Regions from separate parts of the Mus musculus genome. Here all the other regions are linked to region 1. Evidence: chromatin loops called from intact Hi-C (ENCODE). Cell type or tissue: heart. All regions are shown on one strand.

Evidence for each region. Peaks named below come from ENCODE experiments on the same cell type or tissue, not always from the same donor. Only the 100,000 strongest peaks of a DNase experiment are listed, where the experiment ranks them.
Region 2: a loop joins it to region 1, with 9 times the contacts of the local background. A loop is called at or near these places in 14 of 42 quality-filtered maps.
Region 3: a loop joins it to region 1, with 3.0 times the contacts of the local background. A loop is called at or near these places in 2 of 42 quality-filtered maps.

Annotation. Positions count from the first base shown.
Region 1 is chr13:48,728,247-48,736,246 of GRCm38, forward strand. It overlaps Gm36784 (a long non-coding RNA gene), which reads left to right. Exons shown (of 3, transcript XR_382338.2): 2 at 5,027-5,238; 3 at 5,634-5,838. Among named protein-coding and RNA genes, the nearest start is that of Gm36784, 24 kb to the left of the region's middle. In heart, CTCF peaks have their summits at 3,505 and 4,518 (motif pointing left); no DNase peak of the experiment used is centred here; H3K4me3 peaks cover 1,945 bases; H3K27ac peaks cover 701 bases; H3K27me3 peaks cover 7,624 bases.
Region 2 is chr13:48,651,982-48,659,981 of GRCm38, forward strand. Gm36606 (a long non-coding RNA gene) reads right to left here. Exons shown (of 4, transcript XR_382336.3): 2 at 3,051-3,192; 3 at 1,978-2,178; 4 at 741-989. Among named protein-coding and RNA genes, the nearest start is that of Gm36606, 6.8 kb to the right of the region's middle. In heart, CTCF peaks have their summits at 2,004 (motif pointing right) and 3,854 (motif pointing right); a DNase peak (open chromatin) is centred at 3,930; H3K4me3 peaks cover 1,881 bases; H3K27ac peaks cover 162 bases; H3K27me3 peaks cover 6,735 bases.
Region 3 is chr13:48,994,383-49,002,382 of GRCm38, forward strand. No RefSeq gene overlaps it. Among named protein-coding and RNA genes, the nearest start is that of Fam120aos, 30 kb to the left of the region's middle. In heart, a CTCF peak has its summit at 4,430 (motif pointing left); a DNase peak (open chromatin) is centred at 4,409; H3K27ac peaks cover 236 bases.

The DNA of each region.
Region 1 (8,000 bases):
CACAGAGCACACATATATATATACACACACCACACACACACACATATATACACACAGCACGGAGACACACACACATATATACACACAGAGCACATATACACAACACACCACACACACACGGGAGACACAGATATATATACACACATATACACACACACACCCCACACACACATACACACACCCCACACACCCCACACACACACATACACACACTATATACACACACACACATATATATACACAGAGGGCACACACACACCCTATCACACACACACACCCCACAGACACACATTGTATATATACACAGGGGGCACATACACGCTCCTGTGCACACACCCCCCCACACACACACATATATATATACACACAGCACATACACACACCATACCATACACACACCACACACACACACATATATACACACAGCACACACACATATACACACACTACACACACACACCACACACACACATACACACACACATATACACACACTACACACACACCACACACAAACACACACACACGCACACAAAACAAACCTCCTCAACACTTAGCAGCCAGGCTGTAACTCCTGTCTCAGGCAGCCCCAGTTTACCCTTACCAGTTTTATGTGTTAAGCATGGACACCCGGACACCCCGGGGTTTGGGAACATGAATGGTCCTATGGTCCCTTTCTCTGGGCTCCCCAAACCTTGGTCTCTCCATCCATAAAATAGAAGTATTGAGTGCTACCCCACAGGCTTTATGGGTTAAATCGCATCCTTCCCTACAGGTCATTTGTGCTAAAGACCTCATCTTGGAGAAAAGGGGGGAGGCCGGCAGAAGAAACTGCAGAAGACTGGATCTAGCAGCTCACCACACGCCTTTGAAGTGGGAGCTGGTACCCTGGGTCTTCGCCTCTCTATGACTTTCTGGCTGCCATGAGCTATGCAGCTTCATTCTGCCAAGTGTTTCAGCCACAACGTTCTCTGCGAAGGCTTGTCGCCAAAGTGTCCAAGCAGCTGTGGACAAAGCCCTTTCCTTTTCCTTTTATGTGGGTCCTCTTCCTTTTGACATACACCAATAAAGGGACCGAAAGGGGGAGGAGAGAAGGAGGAGGGGAGAAGGGGAGGAGGAGGAAAGGAGGAGAGGAGGAGAGGACGAGCCTGGGACTCATGAGGGATCCAGACTAGTTGTGGAGTGACAGGTGAGAAAATCAGAAAGGGCTGAAACAGGTTCCGGGACAAAAGGGAATCCAAGGGGACAGTCAGTGTCCCTGACCAGCAAACTCTGGACTCAGTGTCAAAGCAGGTTTCCAGGGATCCATTAGCACAGGTGACATCTTACAGGCCTCAACAACCACACCTGGGCAAGGAAGGGGGGGAGGGAGGACAGAGATCCTACTATAACCCACACTCAGTGCCTCCCAGCTGCCCAGCACACTAAGAACCCTGTGGTCACTCAGGAGCAAGGGTTCCCTCTGCCCCGGTAGGATCCTCACAGGCAGGGGTGGGGTGGGGGAACCTTGTGTCTTCCAACATCCACCCTTAAAGCTGAGCCCTGGTCTGCTGCCCCCCAGGGCCCAGCTCTGGACAGCCCGACTAGGCTATGAATAGCACACAGCCCTTTTCCTTTCCAAATATAAAAATGTTTGCTTTCAATCAGGGGCGTCTAGGGAGATGGAAATTATAGGATCGGAGAGTGTCCTTGGGTAAAGAATGCTGAAAGCTCGTAGGGCCTCTGATTAGGGCTGGAATTATTCCTGCCGTAATATAAACAAGCCTCGCTGGGCTAATGGGGGGCGGGGGCGGGCCAGGAAATAGGGGCACATGCCACAGCTTTGTTTTCTCCTCTCCCTGAATGCCAGGGAACAGGCCTAGTGTCCCCGGCAGTCCAGCACTGGTGTGACCATGGACTGGTCCCTGCCTTGCAGGTCTGCTGTTCCCACTGTGGCAGGTGGGGACAGGCTTATGACATAGGCAAGATTGAAATGAACTATGCAAGTGATTGGGGGCGAGGGGGGCAGGCAAGGGAGAAAATAGGAAAACAGCACCCAAGAAGTCATTTAATCTACATTTCCCTAACAGTCAGCTAGCCAGTCAACAACACTGAATGGCCCCTCCCAGAGACATTGATGGTGAAAACATCTTCTGCCATCATGGGCTGAAAAGTAAAGAAACGAATACAGAAAGGGTAACTCTTAGCATCGTCGTGGCAGGAGCAGTGACCCGAGAAGGGAACTTTTGTCAGCTGCTCTCTACCTGGCTTGGGACAGCCATCTCTTCACCCCTTGCTGCTTTCTCTAAAAAACAAGATTATCTTTTTTCCATGGCACATGCCATGTGCCTGCCAGCGCCCAAGAAGGCTGGAAGAGGGCAACCTATCCCTTGGAGTTTCAGGTTTTTTGAGGCAGAGACATGGCTGCTAGGAACTGAACTCTGGTCCTCTGGAAGAGCAATTAGAAAAAGAGTCATCTCTCCCCTTCGTTGCTAACTTAATAATCAAACTTTTTCTTTTTTATCTATGTGCAGACAGATGGCTTCCACCTTTTTCTTTGAAGCCCCCGTCTACTTGTGGTTCCAACTGGGGATGGATCCTGAAACCGAATTACTAAGTAGCATGGTCCTGAGCTTTCGAGAAGTGTCAGAAGGATATTAAAGAGGGCAGCAACACCCAGCCCCCCCCCCACACACCCCCAGAGTGACTGCCACTGGGTCACTGTGCCTCATTTGTAAAATGGGTGCAAACAATAAAGTACTCCAAAGGGACCCCAAGAAAGGATGTGACCAACTCTGGTGAGAGCTGGTGACCTCCAGTCAGCAAGCACCCAAGAGGAAGGTGGCCCAACGTGTGCTGAGGTGGGCCTGTACTTTTGAAAAGCAGAAAGGAACCTGGCACGATGGGAGGGGACAGCTCTGAGTCCCCAGTACTGAACCCAAAGCCTTCTGTTCCTGTACTGAGCCCAGCATAGAGCAGGAAGTCAGGTGGCCAAGGATAGAGCTAACGTGTGACCAAAGGACAGGGTCCAGGCGACACCTGTTCGGCGTCCCCAAGACAGGAACACACCCAGCCAGGTTATCACCCGCCCTCTCTGCGTGGCTGCGGGATCAGGCGGATGCAGGTTGCTCCTTGAAGCTCATCTTCCTTGGAATTCTCGGGGGGGGGGGGGGGGGGGGGCTTCGAGGAGAGGCAGCACCGCAGGCTGGGAGGTGGGAACCGGGAAGCGGGGACCATCCCGGGACGGGGGCGGCTCTGGAATGCGGCCGCCTAGCAGATGGCCCCTGTGCGCCCTGCCGGGGCCGCCAGCGGTTCCGTATTTACACTACATTAATAATGGTTTAAACGCTCTCATAAATACATGCTGATTAATTGGCAATCCATTTGCCGAGGGCCGGCCTGCCAGACGGTTTCCTGGAGGCCCCGCTCCACATCCAGATAAACACGCTGGGGCCGGGCGCTAATGCACCGCCCCGCCCCAGTCCGCGGGCTGAGCTGCTCAGCTGCGCCTCCTGGGGAGCAGGGGACCCTCCAGGAGCCCCGGGGGCACGTGCGTCCCGCAGTGGCTGGCTCCCGGAGCTCGCGCCCAGCGGGGCCACCTCGCGGTTCGTCTTGGAGGCCCAGGGTCCCATGCCTCCCTAATGATGAACTTTAGGAGGTGCCTAGGCGCTGGGATGAACCCTGTTGTCTCACAGTGCGAGGCCACCTGGTCCTACTGTCATCTCAGCCTCCTAGCTCAACCTCCTTTCTCATCCCCTGGCCCAGGCCCCACTTCTGGGGGTGTCAAGAAAGAGGGATTTATTTCCATGGAGGCAGAGCGGTGTCCCCACGAGTCTGGGTAGCGACTTGGAGTCCAAGTCCCGAGGGAAGACTCACCTCACTCTGCCCCTGTCCCTGGGCAATTAGCGTTAGCCCTGCCACCTCCCCCTTCGCCCCCCGCCCCGGTCCCTTCTGAGTTCCGAGCTTCCAGCTCATCAATGCCAGCTGTTTCAGGCACATCTCTTGCGTCCATTCTACAGGTGGGAACATTGACAATCGCCTGCCAGGTGGCCTTGCTGGCAAGTGACAGCTCAAGACACCCCCACACGTCTGCTCCAGGCTAGAGTGTTGAAGGAATGAATGAATGAATACTAAAAACTCCGAAGGGGTGGATGGGGTGAGGGAGGAGTGTGCCCCCTCTGGTCCCTGCCCCGATGATTGGCTTTTAAGCTCGGGCAGACCTCGAGTGGGGAGGTCAAAGGTGGCTGCTGATGGCTGTCACTCAAACAAAATAGGCCCGTTTTCATTTTTCACTTGGGCCCAGACCCCTCCAAACAGACAGTGATTAGGTCCTGATTGAGCCTTTCCTCCGCCTGATGACTCCCACATGTGACCCGCTCCCAAATTACATGCAAATGTTCGCGGACGAGCTGCTGAAAACCCCAGCGGGCCCCAAAGGGGCCGGGTCCCTGCCGCGCCGCACCCCTCCCCCGCAGGTGCTAGCGGCCAGGTCACCAGCCTCACCTGCAGGGCCCGGGTTCTGTAGCGCCGCCTGGCGGCGACGCAAAACACACTCCATTTGCTGCGGGTGGATGATGGAGCTGACTTGGCTCCATGGCCTCTGTGGTCTTTGCACCGCGTGTCGCGTTCCCTAGGAGGAGGAATGTGTCGTAGCGCTTGTGATGACGGCCATTGGTCATTGCTGTGGCAGTGTGTAACCAAATAGCTGAGAGACAGAAGCCTCAGAGAGCACAGGCTTGGTGCTGTGGGGCCCGTGGCGCTCTTTGAGCTCTCCGCCCTTACATTCTGTGTGCTTTGAAAGTGACAGAGTCAATAGTCACACCATTGGGTTGTGCATGAAGGGAAATCGTGGATAGCAGCCTACAGGTCAGGGAGCCTTAAAAGTGCCCGGAGCCTCACCTGACACAGGGATCCTGGCAGCGGCTCCACAGCCAGCCTGGCTCATCTTCATGCCTAGCCCTCCGAGTTTATTAACACCCACCGTGAGTCTCCTGACTGAGGGCGCCGTGGCCCAGGGAAGCTCATCCGCCTGCCTTTCCTCACACAGCTGGGCAGCAGTGAAGACATCTGGGAGCATCCACAACTACAGGATGGGAGCTAAGGTTCTGACCTCTGCAGCACAGCCGGACAGCTCGAGCTGACACAAAGGCTTCTACCCATCCTGGGCCTTTCTCACAGGGAAGACCGCCACCACCACCACTACCACCACCCCTAAAATGCTGCAAGAAACAAGGCAGTGGCCGATCAGCTCTGTGCCTGGTAGGGGTTTCAGTCCCAAGTCAATGGAGGATGCCACGTAGTCACCCCTTCCTGGGGCCCCACATGGCTTCCAGACCTTTCCCCCTCATTTACCCATCCACCCATCCATCCAGGGTACGTTGGCTCTTGCCTGGGTCCCTGTTAGATCACTAGTGTCAAGGGAGGAGCTAGCTATTCTTGCTCAACTGGATCAAGTCAAACTTGAGAGGTATTCTGTGTGTGTGTGGGGGGGGGGGGAGGCAGAGAGATTCGGTATACATCTATGTCTAGGTGTGCTATGTGTGTGGTGGGGGTTGTGTGCTTGCATGTGGAGGTCAGAGGCTGACTTCAGGTGCCCTCTCTCTGTATTGATGCCACCTTCTTCTTTGAGACAAGGTTTCTCCTTTAACCTGCAGCTCACTGATTCATCGAGACCAACTTGGTGGGCGAGCCCCAGGGATCCTCCAGCCTTCACCTCTCCAGGCTGAGACTACAGGAGTAGGCCACTTGCCTGGCTTTTCACCTGGGTTCTAAAATTTCAAACTCAGGTCCTTATGTTTGTTTGTACAGCAAGCAGTCTACCAACCAAGCATGTCTCTAGCCCGTCTGCATTTAATTAATTAATTAATTAATTAATTAATAATTGTGTATTGCTTTGCCTTTTGGCTAAAATCATTTTATATTTTAAAATGTGTGGTGTGTGTGATGTGGTGTGATGTGATGTGTGTGTGTGTGTGTGTGTGTGTGTGCAGGTACTGGCAGAAGTCAGAGTGGGCATCAGATCCCCTCAAGCTGCAGTTTACAGATAGTTGTAAGCTTGGAACATGGGTGCTGGAACTGAACTCGAGCCCTCTGCAAGAGCAGTCGATGGTCCTCATTGCTGAGTCATCGCTCCAGCCCTCAGCACACATTTACAGTGCCATCTCTCACAGGGCCAGGAGGCACAGCAGAATGGTTCGCTATGACTCCCAGTTTGCAGGCGACCACCTACCGGCAGTGACAGCCATAAGATAGTGTTCATGCCCACCTGTCCTTACCCAGGTAGGAAAGACTGTGAAGTCATACACTTTGTGATGCAGGGAACAGATGTAAGAAAGGGATGGCCAGAATGTGAGACAAGAAGATGCATTTCAGAGATGCTGGGCAGGCAGATGGCCACGAAGGCAGATGGGAAGGGACTATTTATGCTTTGGATTGGGGCAAAGGGGAGTGGCTCTGGTAAACGGGCATTCAGCCTCACCATTGGGAACAACCAGGAGCCATTTCTAGAAGCAGAGGGGAAGACAGTGGAGCCATGTGCTCTTGACTGCTGTGAAGTGTGAGGATGCAGCCGTCTCCTGACAGGATGGAGAGCTCTCTATGCTAGCTCGTGAGGGGCATCTTCTCCAGAGTCTTCAGGAGAAAACCGAGAGAGAAGGACCTGTGAGCAGTATGGCTCCATCTCCACTCCCCACTCCCACCCCATTGCTTCCTGCACAGCAGTGGGTGTCACTCCATTCCCTGCTAAGCAGGAAGCAGTCACGAGCCCCACCCTCACCAGCAGGTGGGTGGCCCCTCATCAGCCTGCTGTGGAAAGTGAAATCACTTCTTCCAATTACGGTCGAATCTGGAAACTTTTTGTGCCTCCGACATTTCCTCCAGCCCAGGAGTTAATCAGCCCTCTGCTGTCCCCGCTGGGGCCAGGGTGTGGGGCACCAGGCCCGTGGTGCTCTAGAAAATTGTTTCTCATCGTCAATTATTGCCCATTAGAGCTAATGGTGGCACTTAATCACCGAACACTTATCTGGGGTGTTTTAAGCCACTGCAATGGCCTCCCTTCCACCTCCTCCCCCACCTGGGTTGAGCACAGCTCAAGCTGTTGCCAGGAATATGTATAGGTATATGTATTTAAACCAAATCACACATCTGATACCGTTTTGTTTGAAAAACGATCTTGCTTCGCCTCCCTCACGTCTGCTGGTCACACAGTGAAGTGTGTGTGTGTGTGGGGGGGGGCAGCAGATTCCTTGGGGACATGTCATCAAGACCTGGGGGAGGTAGGGTGCCTCGTCCAGCTACTCTGCAAACAGGAAGACACTGAACCCCAGCTACAGATGCGGAAGCTGGGGCTCAGAAGAAGAGACCTGTGCAGAAGCCAGAGAAGTGTGAGACCTCTCTCTTTCTGCTTCAGTCTAGATGGGGACAGGGTAGGAAGGTGATGGTGTGGGTTTAACCTTGGGACTGAGACAAAGGAAATGGAATGGACATACTCTTCTGTCCTGGCCCTGCCAGTCTCAGACATAAGGCAAGAAAGATTTGGAGCTAGGGGTTGGGAGGTTGCGGGGTGGCTCAGTGGTTAAGAGAGTTTGCTGTGCAAACAGGAGGACCTGAGTTCAATTCTTAGCACTCACACAGCCACAGGTACCTGTAACCCCAGCAAGACAAGATGGCTGGCTGGGGCTCGTTAACAACTAGCCTACCTCCAGGTTTTGTAAGAGACCATGTTTCAAGAGTATATCACAGAGAGCAATATAGCTGGACAGCTGAAGTCTCTCGCGCACATGTACACACACACACACACACACAGTTTATTTATTTAAGTTTTCTGGGTTTGGTTTCAGAGCTGGGGATGGAGCCCTCGGCACACTTGTGCATACTTGGCAAATGCTCACTGAGATGCAGCCACAGCCCTTTTATTTTGAGCCAGCATCTCACTGAATTGTCCATGTTTGAGTCAAATGTGCTCTGTAGCCCAGGCAGGCTCTACCCTTGTGATCCTCCGCCTTCCGCTTAGGTCCCATGGT
Region 2 (8,000 bases), 76 kb before region 1:
AAGCTCACAGCTGTTTGCTCCAGTCACAAGCTTGTCCAGTGTGTGTGCTGCTGGCCTGAGGGGGAGTTTACCACACAAGTGACTCTGAGATCCAGATCCCTTCACCTCCGCTCTTCCCCATCCTCTGTGTCTAGGCAACAAAAGGCTCAGACAGGTGGAATGGCATTCATTTGGTTAATGGTAAATCCTACTTCAGTATTTGGAGGATGGTTCAGTCAGTGAAGTGAGGGTCTGGGCCTATATCCTCAGCATCCACATAAAGGCCAGATGCCACAGTGCACATCTAGAAGCCCAGAAGCAAAGCACAGAGACTGGCAGCCAGTTGGTCTATCTAAAATGGCAAGTTCCAGGTTCAGCAAGAGACCCTGTCTCAAACCTAAGACGGAGGATCGATCAGTGACATGGTTCTACAATGAAGTCCCTTCCATGTGGTGGAAGGAGAGAACTACTCCCATAGCTTGTCCACTTGGAAGTGTAAGACTGGTGAGCCGTAGCTTATCGGGGACCCCCTGAGTGAACCACGCGGAGCCGGGAATCAATGCAAAAAGCAAGAGGAATTTATTGTTCCAGTGCACTGGGATCGTCCCAGACCTGAAGGAGAGGCAGCAACACCCTGAGGTGTTTGGTGACTTTGGTGAGTTTTTATATGGTTTCCAGGGGTGGAATAGAGCATCAGCAACTAGGTACAATATGATTGGCAGAATAGTGCACCCTTTAAACTGATTGGTCTTTAGGGAATGAGGTAGGAAGGGCTTACTCAGCCTCTCCCTTCTGGCCTACATGCTCTCTGGGCTGTCTCTTCCAGGAGGGGTCCAGTGGAATTTTCCAATGGCTCTCAGCTAACATCTTCAGAAGAAGTAGGGATTGGCTACAGTAAAGTTGAAGCTAGCTCCACCTGGGTGGTGCCTTTATTCTCCAGACTTCCCTTCACGTCTTCTTGGGGCCTCTGAGAGTATCCAGTAAGAGAGGCTGAGATGTGTCACTGAAGCCTGCTAGGGAAGAAGAGGGTGAAGGTGGAGCTGTGTCAGAGGCAAGGCTGACACAACAGATGCCAGGCCAGGGGCCAAGCAGCTGTCTCAGGACCAAATTCTATGCACGCTCATCCTGCCTCCCAGAGCCCGGCCCAGCAAGTTAAAAACTATGGGAGCAGGAGGAACCAACAGATCTGATTGGCAGCTGCTGCTGGCCCACCTTGGTCTATAACTCCCTTGCTGGTAAGCTCTGCTACTTGATTGGGTGTCACTGCTGATCCAGCTCAGGACCTGCCTAGGTTAGAAACACTTCCCCCCTCTGGACAATGTCCCCCTCTGAGTAGTAATTTCTATGTTTGTTTGTTTCATTTGCTTTGATTTTCCTGTTTTTCCCCCCAGGCTGACTTTGAATTCCTTGCAATCCTCCTGCCTCATTCTCCAGAATATTGGATCACCACATCTAGCTTGTTGTCACTTTTAATCATAGTAAGATGGTACCCTGTCAATGCCACACAGTTCCTGCCCACACCTATCAGCCTGGCAAAAGGGATTCCCTGAGCAGTGGCAAACGTTTCAGAGACAGAGAGAGGTCTTGGCCCCTTGGTAAGCAGGCTCACTGATGTGGTGACTCTAAAGTTTGTTCCTGGTTGTTGATGACAGAGACCCAGCTGGGCATCCTGGCAGACAGGCTTCCTGCCCAGGATCTCAGAGGCTGTGGGCCAAGTGTCTGCCCTGCTGTGGTCTCTGCTCAGCCAATGAAGTGTCTTCTTCTGAGCTCACCTGGATAGGAGGCAGACTCTCTTCCTTACTGCAGGGTTCTGGCCATTAGCCTTCCCCCAGCCCCACTCCAAGTCCCCAAGAACATCTCGGACCTCAGGAAGGCCCTAAAGGCTTCTTAAAGCCATCGCCCAATTAGATCAATCCAAGTCAATTAGCTCCTTAGCTAATTACAAATTACATTTGCCATAAAGGTAGCACGGTGTGGACCGCGGCGGCAGTGCTTTACCTTGGTGGATTATGCAAGAAACGGACACCAGGGGGCGACCTTAGAGTTAGCCTGCCACACGGATCTCCCAGCTTCCATGGACCAGCAGCAAAAAATAGCAGAGCGAGGGAGCCAATGATTTTCCAAGGTAGAGTGAGTTTTGAATCCGAAGTGCAAAGATAGAATGTGTTTCCTTCTTCTGGCCCTCACGTTGCTTATCCTCTAGGAAAGGGACACACAGGTTAAAGAGCTTAAAGTAATATCGTTTCTAACCCCACTTATTCCTGTGCAAACAGAAGGGAATAATCAGGACTGTCAGGCACAAGCCACATAGTCTAGTGTGGCAGTCTTCATTCCCTAGACAGAGATGTGGTGGGACAGGGTAGATTCAAAAAGAAAAAAGGGGTGGGGTGGGTGGTGACTTGCCCACTAGAGAGGCCAGTACTCTGGGTATCTTGAGCCATGGCATCTTAGGATAACTAGCCTGCTGTATACAAGCTGCTTCCTGGGCCCTTGCAAGCCCTCCCTGTCCAATGGTCAGGTCCTGGAACTCAGGAAATGGAAGGGCTGATGCAGCCCATCTCCACTCAGCATGAGGTAAGGCCCATGGTGCTGGGTTCAGATCCAGAAGTGAAGCATGGAGTGTGGAGTAGAGCAGTAGAGACCTCTGGTCAGCTGGGGCTTCGAGGCTGAGCCTCAGTAGCTGGGGGGTGGGGGGGTGGGGTGAAGGAAGAGTGGGTGTGGAGTCAGAAGGTAGCACTGAAGTATCCTCAAGGGACTGCTGGTTCCAAAGCCAGCCCTGCTAACTCAAGCAAATGGGCCACCACTCCTCTATGCCTTCTGGTAGTCTCCTTGCTGGCAAATTAAAGGTAAAAATGTCCATCTCAGCTAGATGTGGTGGCGCACACCTATAATTCCAGTACTTGAGATGCTGAGGTGGAAGGATCACAAGTGGGAGGTCAGCCTGGGTTAAATATTGGGGGGTGAGGGCAGCTTCCTGGAGTAGAAGATATAAGACTAGATGAGACATCACGGGAACAGGGAAGGATTCAGGGCCTTGGAGGATAGATACCTTGTTGAAAAAGCCATGCTACCTCAGGTGCTTCTGGAAGTAACTTGGACTTCATGTTACACCATGCCACCTCTGTAGAAAGCTGTCTCCTGCCTTGCCATGCCCATAGCCTTGGGTCATCCTTGCAAGCTCCTAGGTCCACCTCAGCAGCTGGACTGTGTTCCCTGAGAGCAGATAAAATGTCATTTTCTTTCCATCGGAAGCGCCAGTGAGGCAGTACATGACCAGGGAAAGAAGATACTAGATTTTCTTTCTTTAAAAAAAAAAAGTTTGACTTAGGTTGCTGCAGCAATGGCTGAGGAGGTTAAGGGCCCTTGCTGCCCTTCCAGAAGACCCAGGGTTGGTCCCTGACACCCCACTCCACATGTTGTTTCACAACTATCTGTAACTAACTTTACAGGATCAGTTCAGATCCCCAGAATCCATATTAAAAAGTTAGGAATGGAGGTGCACACCTATAGCCCCAGTGCTGGGGGGAAAGAGATGGGACATGTGGGGATCACTGTACAAGTGGTCTTGCAAACAGGGGAGCCCCCAGGTTCAATAAGAGACCCTGTCACAAAATAAGATTCAGTTAAGTAGACAAAGACACACAATATTGCCCCTAGCCTCAACGTGTATCAGATGTGTACACCATCCACAAACACACGCACACACCACACACACACACACACACACACACACCGTTTTCCCACTCCTGGCTCCCGGCAACCCCTGCTCTGTTTGTTTCCACATGCTGGCCTCAAGCGGTCTGATTTTCCCTTTCCAGAGATGTCCCCAGTGAGTCTAGTTTAGACATAATGTGACCAGCAGAGGGCAGAAGAATCCTGGAAGATGAGGGGGTGGAGCAACGAGCCCGCTTTTGAGCGAAATTTCCTGGAAAAAGTCTCAACTGGCCTCACAACTATAAAAGCCACTCTTCTGCCATATTCTTCCCCTTTGCCTAGTCCTTGCAGAATTTGTCACTTGGCAGCTGCAAAGGCTCAGGGCTTGGGAAACCCCAGCAAGTCCGGGCCACAGCCTCCTGTCCATCCATGTATCAGCAGCTGGAGAGGATTTAGATGGAACTGAGGGAGATGGGAAAGGATGTAGCCAGGGTGGGAACTCTCTCCCCTGGGGTGGCCTTCCCTGACACTGATGCTCCAAGTCACTGGGCTCTCAGAGGACTGTAAGGTCTGCCACTGAAGGGGATGGGTACCCGGGCACCCCATCACAAGGAGTGTGCAGGGTAAATGACTCGGCTCCAAAGACTTGTGTGAGACTGACTGAGGAGATGACTGTGTAGCTGGACTGACCTGTAATCCCAGGACTTGGGAGCTGGAGGAAGAGGATCAGGAGTTTAAGACTAGCCTTGGCTACATAGTACAGAATTGCCTGTGCTATATAAGACACAAACAGAGTGGGATGGAAAGGAAAAAATAAATAAAAAGAGATATCAGGAGGGAGGCACAGGCGGGTGAGTTCCTCAAGTTCAAAGCCAGCCTGGTCTACATAGGGAGACCCACCCCCACCCCCATCTCAGGAAACTTAAAAAAGGAAAGAGAATGAGACAGAGAGAGAGAGAGAGAGAGAGAGAGAGAGAGAGAGCTGCATTTTATTCAGTTAAGGGTTTGGGTATGGTATTGGTATTCCCATTTTAAACTGATGAAAATGTAGGAACATTTTAAATTGCTGGGGGGAAAAAAAACAGAGACAGGCTGAGGAGATGGCTCTTGTGACACTCAGGGTGCCACCAAACAAACAGGTGCTTCTCTCAGTGGTGAGGGGACAACTAAACACATTTTAAAGCTACAGTAACCCAGAGAGAGAGAGACAGAGACAGAGACAGAGACAGACAGAGAGAGACAGAGACAGACAGAGAGAGACAGAGACAGAGAGACAGAGACAGAGAGTTGCAGTCTGAAGATGGATTATAGCCCAAAAAATTGGTGAACGGCCATTCCCCGCCTGATTTCATAAGGTAGTCATGCTGGAAATTGAGCTCACACTTTTCAGTGGTGGGAAAAAAATCAAGATGGGAATACTGTTTCATGATGTGAAGATTGTGTCAAAGTTAAATTTCAGGGCACACAGATGAAGTTGGACTGGAGCAGAGCCACGTGACCTGAAACAGTCAACACATGACCGAAAAAGCATGAGGTTTGTACTTGTCTATATTCTTACAGTAAAAGTAAAAGGCGTTTGGTCCCTGGTGGAGGCTGTTAAGAGTGGGCAGAAACATCTTCAAGAGAGACACACCCCACCCCATCCCTCATGCCCTCATACCCCAGTCCTAGTTGGAGTCAGAGGCCTGAGGATCAGGAGCCTAGAACCCATCTCAGTAACAGCAAATTCAAATTTGAGGCCAACCTGGGCTACAATGAGACTATTTATAAACAAACAAACAAACAAACACCTGTCTCTTTGGGTTTTTGTTTGTTTGCTTGCTTGTGTTGTTTGTTCATCATTTGGGGAGAACATTTGGGGGGAGGGAGGTCCTGGGTGCTCAGTGAGGTCACCTGTGGGTATTTGTGACATGTGATCAGTTAAGCCTGGCCTTTAAGACCATTCCTGGCGCCATAGTGAATTTGAGGCCACCCAGAGCTACACAAAACTCGAACACAGAAAAATACCATGTGAGGAGAGAGGGCGGAAAAGCACAGAACATGCAGAGGTGGCAGTAGCCGATACCCTCACTACATGCCAGTTCAGAAAACAGACAGGAGCAAGGTAGCCTGGATTCATGGTAGGAGGCTGGTCTTGGGGACTTACATCTGAAGAATATGGTGGCTGTATCTTCTCCATGCCCCTGGGAGGACCCAAATCCCTTCTGAGGCAAAAGCATCACCAGAGCTGACAATGTCCTCCTGAGGGAGTGGAAGGAAAGAGCCTCGCAAAGCTGCCCAGCTCTGCTGCTCTCACCCGTTTGAGTTTCCTGACAAGCCTTGTATTTGGAGCGCTGTCAGGGAGGACCAGGGACTCCTCCCACGAATGCAGTGCAGCTAAAGAGCTCGTGGGATAGCGTCTAGATAGATTCCGGTCTGTCTCACCACCGCTGACTCCTCATGGTGCTCAGGCTAGAATGAGACCCTACCCCATAAACAAGCCAGAAACCCCTCCAAGGGCTCTGTAGATTTAATTCCTTACTAGAAGCATTAAAGATCAGGGTGTCTGCAACGGGTGCCACAGGCCTTTGTGACTGCCTCTACCTTAGCTGTTAGAAATAATGGGGGAACTATGATTTAGCGATCCCGGGCGGGCGGGGGGGGGGGGGACGACAGAAAGGCGCAAGGGATCCTGTGCTAGAGTTGGGGAGATAAGAAGAGGGAGAAATGGGTGAATGGGAAATTGAAAAAAAAAAAAAACAAAAGGAAGAGAGTAAAAAGAGGGTCGTCTTCCATCCCGACATTTCTTACTATCTTCCAGCTGCCACCACTCTGGTGCCTCTTCTTTTCTGCAGCAAAAACTTTTCTGCAAGGCCAGTCTGCGGTTTTTAAATTTAACCAGGACTTTGGCAGAATCCCGGGTGCGAGCCAGGCGGCCAGAGCGGGTGGCGGGGCACCTGCCCACAAAGGGCTTGGAAGCGTTGCCTCAAGACTGTCAGTCACCACGACGGTCATCTCTTTACCCAAAGGGACAGGAATCTTGCAGTCCCCAGCCTGCACTCTGCGCGGAGTTCAGAATCTCTGTTGGCCCGGGCTCCCAGGTTCTGCATTCGCTGTCCAGTGGAGCCACATCACCACGCGAGCCACGGAGCCGGAGCCGCAGTCAGCGACCACTGTCTTGGGAGTGACCTGGTTCTCACCTCTAGTCTGGGGTCGCACCGGAAGCCGCTAAAGGCAGGGGTGGGTGTGAAACACCAGCGAAGAATCGCCAGGAACCTTGACCATCAACAACCGGTTCCTTGGAGAGCGCTATGGATATATCTTAACTCAAAATTCCAAAGGAAATCACACATTGTTAAACAACAACCCCCAAGGACACAAAGGAACCAATCTCAAAGATCGTATCTGCAAAGGCACTGTCACGCAAAATGCATTTCGACTTCCAAGCTCCGGGAAGAGTCAGGAAAGACTCAAAACGAAAGTCCACAAGGATATCGAACTACCCATAATGAAACAGTTACAGAGACCGGCTCTCCAACGAAAGGCAACTTAGATGTGATCTGTGAGTGTGGGGACCGCGTATTTTTATAATCTCGACGGTTTTGTGTATTGAAGCCAAACTGATGACCTCTTTCTAGCAAAGTGCAGGGCGCAGACGGCAGCCTGCCCAGATCACACGTTGCCCTCCAGGTCCAGGCGATGGTCATCTGAGTTGAAACGTATTCCGTGCTGAAGGCCACCCGCCAAGGCCACCACCGCAAACCTGCCTGGAGAGGCAGGCTTAAAACACCCTAGTTGGGGCTCTCCAGGGTGTTTGTTCCTGGAAAGAAGACCCAGAGCGCTGCTCTGGGGCGAACGAACTTAGTGGGGCTTAGAGCTTACTGTAAACTGGGGACGGTTTCCGGAAAGTTGTTTGGCCCACAGAAGTTTTAAGAAATCTTCCTTCCAGACACCCGGGGTCCCAAATTCAATTTGCTGAATGAGATACAGATCGGTTGCAAGTGGGAAAGTAGACAAAAAAGAAATCTTCAAGGTTTAGGGAGGCTTGGAGGGGAGCCCCACTTAGAAGCCCCCTGAGGCTGGTGGCTGAACTGGCTTTGGGTTGCTCCATCTGCTTAGTGGCATAAGGGACTACCACTTCCCGGTTAGATTGCCTGCAGAATTCCTTCCCTCTTGGAGGTGCTTTGGAAAGAAACTGCAGCTGGAAGCGGTGCGCGTTGAAACCTCACATCCCTGCTCTGGGGTTCAGCTGTGACCCATCCCTCCCTTCTAACCTGCCACAGCCAGCTGAAGCCCCGGGGTCTTCCGGGTTCGCAAGTGGGAAATGGGACGGGTTCCGCGTACAAGGGTCCCCTCTTGGCGGAAGAAACTGCGCCAAGGATCTCCTG
Region 3 (8,000 bases), 270 kb after region 1:
ACAGGTATGTCTGTGTGCCATGTATGTGCCTGGTGCCTTCAGAGGCTAGAGTGGCACTGCTAATTGGACTCAGTGGGTTACAAAAAAAAAAAAAAAAAAAAATAACAAAGACGAGACCATGAAAGTGAGAGAATAATGATAGGGGAGACTAGGGACAGAGATGCTCAAGGTACATTATATGAAGCTGTCAACAAATAACAGATATTCCTTTAGAAAACAATGTCAGAGGGGCTGCGAAGATAGCTCGTTAGTCACCTCTGAGTTCTGTTCACACTTCCCTCCCTAGGTGCCCCCATAACTTAGCTCCAGGGAGTCTGACACCTTGTTCTGGCCTCCAAGGGTACCTGCAAGGAACATGTATAAGTACACACACACACACACACACACACACATACATACACACACATACACCAGGAACATGTAGATATATGCATACACATACATATAATAAATTTAGAAAAACTTAAAATCAAGTCAAATAACAATTAATACATGTCTGACTTAAAAGAATGCATCTTCACTCATTCTGCTGTAGCTAAATACAGACAAAGATCTCCTGCTCATCTGTAACCCTGCACACGAGACTATCTGTACATTTGTTGGATAAATGAGTGCTGTGGAGGTTGTGCTCAGCTCTTTTGTCATGGGCCACAGAGAGGAAGAACTTGTTAACCTGTTGCTAAGCAACAGTACTTCCTGGACCAGGACTTCTGCACAGTAAAGGGAGGGTGCCTTGCAGATCTACAAAGGAAAGAGCGGGCACAGTGCATGCATGAATAGAGAGACAGGAAGCCACCTCTGGAAACCAAGCAGAGGATTCAAGTGAGCATCTGAGAAGGCAGCCCCAGTCCCCATTCTCAAGTTCTGCCAGCTCCTAATCCCCACTGAAGACCGGAAGACTGACCCTGCCACCACTTCATGAAATCAAAGTGAAAACCAGCCTAGTGCATTTTATCGACATTTTATTTATAAAACTTTGCTAAGATCCTCAAGTGCTCAGAGGATTACAAACAGTGCTTGCCACCAAGCCTGAGGACCTGAGTTTGATGTCTAGGACCCACTCCCACAAGTTGTCCTCTGACCTCCACATGAGCACTGGGGTATATGAATCACACATATACAGAGACTGGCATTATCTCTCCCTCTCCCTCTCTCTACACACACACACACACACTCACTCTCACACACAAATGCACTCATGCACACACTCACACATAGGTGTACACATACACACACTAAATAAATATCATTTAACAAAACCTACCATCTTCACAGTGATAAGAGAAAAAGCACTAAGATTTTACTCAGAGTTCACGGAGTTCTGAACCTGAACTTTCTGAACCATCTCACCAGCCCCAACAGAACAATTTTTAAAAGATTTATTTATTTTATTTATAGGAGTACACTGTAGCTGTCTTCAGACTCACCAGAAGAGGGTATCAGATCCCATTACAGATGGTTGTGAGTCACCATGTGGTTGCTGGGAATTGAACTCAGGACCTTTGGAATAGCAGTCATTGCTCTTAACCACTGAGCCGTCTCTCCAGGATCAGTTTTTTTAAAACTGTGGTAAAATACACAAAGCTAACTTAAGTGGAAAGGTTAGCTTCATTAAGATTAGAGACTTAGATTTTCCCTTTTTAAATTTAAAACGTTAATTCTATAGTGCAAGTATTTACAGAATAACTTAATACTTTTTTTTTTTTTTTTTTTTTTTAAAGACAGGCTCTCATTGAAACTAGAGCTTGCTATGGGGGCTAGGCTAGCTGGCCAGGAAGCTCCAGGGACCTGTCTAGTTTTGTAACCCTCCGCCCAGAGCTGGGGTAACAGATGTACTGCCTGGCTTGTGTGTGTGTGCGTGTGTGTGTGTGTGTGTGTGTGTGTGTGTGTGTGTGTGCGTGTATGCTTAGGGTACAAACTCAGCTCCTCTTGCTTGCTCGGTAAGCACTTAACTCTCTGAGTCATGTCCGAGGTCCCAGGCTTCGTCTCTTAATGACCCTGCTCTGCCTTACACATCGTCAGCTGACGACTAAACTCCTAAACCATGAACTAATAGAGAACACACACATTCCTACCCAGACTATAGCACAGTTATGACCTCTTTGGTGTTGCTGATTACAAAATGAAGCAGGACATGCCTTAGTTTCATCTCCCACTGCTATGATCAAATACTCTGACAACTGCAGCTTAGAGGAGAAAGGGTTTACTGAGCTCCCACTTCTGGGTTATAGGTCCATTGCTGTGGGGGTAGTCAAGCCTGCAGGAACTTCACGTAGCAGCTGGTCACATTATAGTTAGGAAGCAGATAGTATCACAACAGTGCTACTGTGCAGCTCATAGTCCCCACTGGAACACATCCCAGGATCCCCAGCCCAGGAGTGGTTTCACCAAACTTGGTGGGCCTTCTTATTATCAGTTACCGTTGTCAAGACAGCTATGCCCATTGGGCAAATGTTCTAGACAATTCCTCACTGAGACTCTCTTCCTAGGTGATCCGCGATTGCATCAAGTTGACAATTAAAACCAACCACCTTGTGCTGTTGCCGTGGGAAACCACTTGGTAGCTGTGCAGAAAGTTAAACTTAGAACTGTCATATGCTGCAGTGTTCTGCTTCTAGGCATTTAGCCCCAAATAACTGAAAGTAGATAGAAAACAGACACTTTGTGCTAATGTTCATTGAGGCTTCATCCCCAGTAGCCAAAGATGGGGAAAACACAAATCCTCACCTATGAACAGGTGAGTGTAAAAAATTAAAATGTTACATATATGTTACAGTATGTTAACATAATTGTAACATAAATGTTACATATACTAAATGGAATAGTTTAACAATAAAAGTAATGGAATTTTGACTCATATACTAAATGGAATAGTTTAACAATAAAAAGAATGGAATTTTGACTCATAAACTACATGAATTGTGCTAGCTTTCTGTCACTGGAACAAAGAACCTTAGAAAATACATTTATAAGATGGACAGATTTACTTATATAAGTTCTCAAGCTCAGGCTTGGCCTCAAAATCCATGTTTGTCCTCAGTGACCCACCTTCCAGTAGGCCTCACCTCCTTGAGTTTGCACCCCCTCCCAACACCACCATCCCCCACAGCTACTAAGTCTGACATCATCATGATGGTGTAGTATGCTGTGCTGAGTGAAACAAGGCCCACACCAAAGGACAAACATTGTATGGCTCAGTGACTTTGAAGTATTTAGAACTGGTAAATTTGCAGAGAAAAAGTGCATGGGGCAAACAGGCTGAGGAGAGGGGACTCGTTCATGGGGACAACTTTAGAATGATGTGTTTCTGGAAACAGCTACAATGTTTGCAGGAGACTCTGAGTACCATTAATGCAGCAGTATTTACAAATTTAAAAGGGTTAAATGGTGGATGTTATGTTGTATATATTTTACCAAAAACTTAGAAAATATAATGGGGGGGGTTGTTGGAGAGACAGTCCACTGATTATGAACACTGGCTGTTCTTGCAGGGGATCCAGGTTCAGTTCTCAGCCTCCTCGAGGTGTCTCACACCTGTTTATAACTTCAGTTCTAGGGGATTCAGAGCCCTCCTGGCTTTATAGGACACTGAGTACTCGTGGTGTACAGACATACATGTAACCAAAACACCCATATACATAAAATGAAAATCTTAAAAATATATATTTGGGTACTGGGATCTATCTATCTAGCACTTGCCTGGCATGCGAGATGCCCTAGGTTCTGTCCTTAGCACTAAAACCCAAATTCCCCCTCTGCAAAGGAAAGGTACCTACTGCATTCAAACACAGCCCCACTCCCGGCTCTGTGAGACAAGTGAGAAAGATGTCATGAGACATCCATGCAACTCCTGGAATGTCTCTACCCACAATTCCCTTCCGCAGCCTACCTCCTCAAAGCTGTATTCTCAACAAAGAACTCCTGCCTTGAAAGTCCTCAAACAGCCTTTCAGTTAGATAAGCTAATGACCCAGAAGTGGCTTCTCTGTGCTAGGTCTCATTTCTTCATGATGAGCTGAGCTGAGATGGGTTAGTCAAATGCCTACTGATATCGGCTTCCAATTTGTACACACCCAACTGTTTTAAATAGCCTCCAGACGATCAGATTTTAAGTCACTTAGAACCTGCCTGGTTTGCATACTGGGAAACCTGGGCCCAGCGTTTGCTAAAGTTAAGATTAACCCCCAAACTGTGATGACCCTGGAGTCATTGTTGTTCCTGGGATTCTGTGACCTAGACTGTCCCCTCCACACTGCCGGGTCATATCACCCAGCCCCGCCAGCACTCCCACAGCTCTAAAGGGTCTCTCTCCTTTGTGTGTGCTCCCCAACCTCTGACCACCTCTTGCCCAAGGGACTTCCATAGACTCACCTCTTCAAGTTTTTGAGTTCTACTGCCACCTTGTGGTCACATTTCCTTCGTACTCCCGTTTTCCTCTTGAACCCCAGTCCCAACTGTGATTGTTCTGAGTAGAGGGCCTCTTTGGAAGCAGCCAGCAGATAGGATCACAGAATCAAACAGCCTGGCCTCTAGTTTTGTCATCCTGCAGGTGGTTGGCTGTGAGCCTAGACCGGGACTCGAGTTCCTTGAAGCCTCATCTATAAAAAGGGACCAACAGAGGTACCTGTCGTGAGGTGCCGTCTTAAGGATTAAATGGGTTGTCTACCCAGAAAGAGTCTGATCCAAGATAAGTGCCCAAGCAGTAGAGCTGTGGTTTTCTGTGTGAATGAAAGAGTATTCAGGTTCTTTGAAGCTCATCAGGGCAAAATTTCATTAATATAGCCTCCGAATACATTTCAGTTCACAGGCACATGGTAGACACAGCGTGTTAACAACTCTGCAATCTGTTCAATGTAATAATATATTGGAAGACAGTTTTGGGTGAGACCCACAGGTCGAGATCATAATATTTTTGGCCTCAGAAGTCCTCCAAACAAAACAGGCCATTGCCATTGTTCCTAAAACTTAGCATTCCCCCAAACTCTCCAAGGCCCTAGCCAAATTCAGAGTTACTTGAACCCCTAGCAGTAGAGTCAACCAATCAAGAGAAAAGTCATCTATCCCTCCATGGAATTCCCCTAAACCTGCATAAAAGAATGCCTGCAAGCCCCCTCAAAGGGTCTCCACTTAGCTCTGGAGTACCCCTGCATGCTGATCTTTTCTGCAGAATAAACACTCTTTGCCTTTGCATACTATTTGAGCCTGAGGTGTCATCCTTCAGTGATTCACAGACCCTAACAGCAGGATCTAGAAAAATCAAGCTGGAAGTGTGCCAGAAGCCTCTTCCCTGCTGGGTAGCTTCCACAGTGCTGGAAGGGGCTGTACAGGACTCTAGAGAAGAAACATCACCGGTAGAATTGCCTAGCAGTATATCCTCCAGGATATAACACTAGCTGCACACAAGGTATGCCAACTGGCACATTAGTGGCATGACTGTTAATGGGATAATCAAATACTTTCTGATTGGATTTGAGGCTCACTCACTGGGAGGGAATCCATGTCTGGTACTGGTCAAAAGCCCATAGCTGGGGACAACATAGGCTACAGTGGGAAACCTATCAATATTGTTTTGCTAAGTGGACACTGCTTGTAAAACGTATAAATGCCTTCTAAATATTTATGTTTATGCCTATAGAATAGTGCTACTTTGATCTTAGTTACCAAAGCTTAGTTTTGCAATGGGTAGTGTGTTGGTGCCAAAATGTGTAACTAGTCAAACTGCAATGTATAGGTAACTGTTAAATGTTTAACCCTAAACATAACATCCGCGTCCACCCTCTCCTCAAAACTCGGGGACGTCACTGAAGAGTGGTTGGGGAAGAATGTAAGAGTTAGCCTGGCAGTGGTGATGTAAGCCTTTGGTCCTAGCACTCAAGAGGCAGAGGCAGGAACATCTCTGTGAGTGCAAGGCCAGTCTGGTCTACAGAGTGAGTTCCAGGACAGCCAGGCCTACAAAGAGAAATCCTGTAAGATGCAAGTAAGAGCTGAAGGGTGAGGAGTTCTGTGAAATGATGTCATCTGGTCATGCCATGGTCACTGCACATATGAACTCACAGCAGCTGTGGTTACATGCCCAAGACCTGCACAAAACAGAGCCCATCAGCACTCCAGCATTTATGAAAGAAGGCCTTCTGAGACCCGCACACCGCCTCCCCCTTAGTAAGGAGCTAGTCAGTTAATGCTGCTTGGGGAGGGGGGAACATTTTTTTTCTTCCAGTGGAGTAGCGTCTGATAATTTGCCCATGGTCCAATAAGTAACCTCAAACCCAAATAAAAGAAATGATAAACTATGAAAAGGAAAATAATAACAACAATTTAGAGCTCAGTTGGTCAAATACTCACCCGGTAAGCATAAGGGTCGGGATTCAGTGCCCATGCAGAGAATGCTGAGTCCGGTAGGGTCAATGCAAACCCAAAACTCTCACCTCAAAGGGAAGGAAAGAGTGTTTATTCTGAAGCTAAATATGAGTGGCCAGGGCTAGGGAATGCAGGTTCAGGCTACCCCAAATTCCTTATTCCAATGTGGTAATGGTTCAATAAAGTTGGGTTTTGTTTGTTTGTTTGTTTTAGCAACAGAACAAAGAATGTTATAAATGAAGACACTTTTTACAAATATTGGCGAAGACATTACAGCAGAGCAGCTAGAGGCTTCAGATGCTAGTCGATGACACTCTTAACTTTTTGGCTGGTAGAAAGAGGTTTTGTCCAGTTAATACATTCTGAAGGGTTTTATCTGTTAGTCACAGGAAGTTAGGTGAGACATGGAGTACTAAGGGATGGTGGTTTAGGGGGCCAGAGATAGCCCAAGATAAACTGTAATTTGGCTGTGAACCTGCAACTTCCCAACCTCTGCACAGTCACTGGAGTCCTAATGGGTTAATCAGCTTTGAGGAAGGTTCAACAGATGAAGAGCTTCTGTCTGGGTCCTGTCCCCTCAGCAGTGCTCCCTGGAGCTCAATGATGCACCAAACCGATGAGACATCCTGTCTTAGTGGTGCCTGAGGGAATGACACCCCTGTAGCCTCCACGGAGACATGCATGTATCGGTGCCCCCTCCCCACTCAAAAATCATTCTTTTTGTTTGAGACAAAATTTCATTATGCAGCCCAGACTGGCTTCAAACTTACAACCCTCCTGCCTCTACCTCCCAAGTTTTGGGATTTCGTGTGTGTATCTGATGTGAGATAATTTTTACATAGCTCTATTACAGGGTGATAAACATACACATTGCTATCTGGGGGCAGTTGAGTGGTCTTTTTTTTTTTTTTATATGCTGGTGTCTGGAGTTATGAGAGGTCTTCTCTTTCTTCCTTACTTTGAGTTTTTATTGTTGGTACAGTGCACCCAGAAACATGACAGTGACAGAAATTAAGCAGAGGAACAGTGACAATGGCAGAGTCTGTTGGGGTAATGGCAATAGGCAGCACTGAAGATGGAGAACGGCCAGGGCCAAAACCACAGGGAGCAGAAACAGGACGGCAGGGCTATGAGGAGCTGACAGTGCTGCAGGCCCTCTCCCTGGAAGCCTCTGGGGAAGCTGCCAAGACTTCAAAGCTGAGCAAGGCCTTCAGACACAGTCTGCCCAAGGGCTTTAGTATCTCCCGCTTTAGGGCCAAGATTGCTGGCAAAGGAAGCAATTCTCCCTGCCTGTCCATAATACCTGTTTGGATAGCATAAAAAGTCCCTAGCTGATCAGTTACAGGGAGACTTCAGAAATAAAACATGTTCCATACCTGTAGAAACAGAGGCTACACCATGGACTCTGTCTCAGTAAGCAGGAGCTAAGAGCTGGGCAGAATCTTCATTTCCTGTTAATAGTCCCCATAGAAGACAGTCACATGCTGTCCAGTGCAGCCACTGCTGAGCACAACGCTGAGGGACATTTTCTCAAGTTCTGTAGATTGCACTAGAGTCCAGAGAGAGTACTTCTCCAAAACAAGTTCTTTTATTTTTTATTTTATGTATGCATGTAAATCTTAGTTAGGGTTTTACTGATGTGAA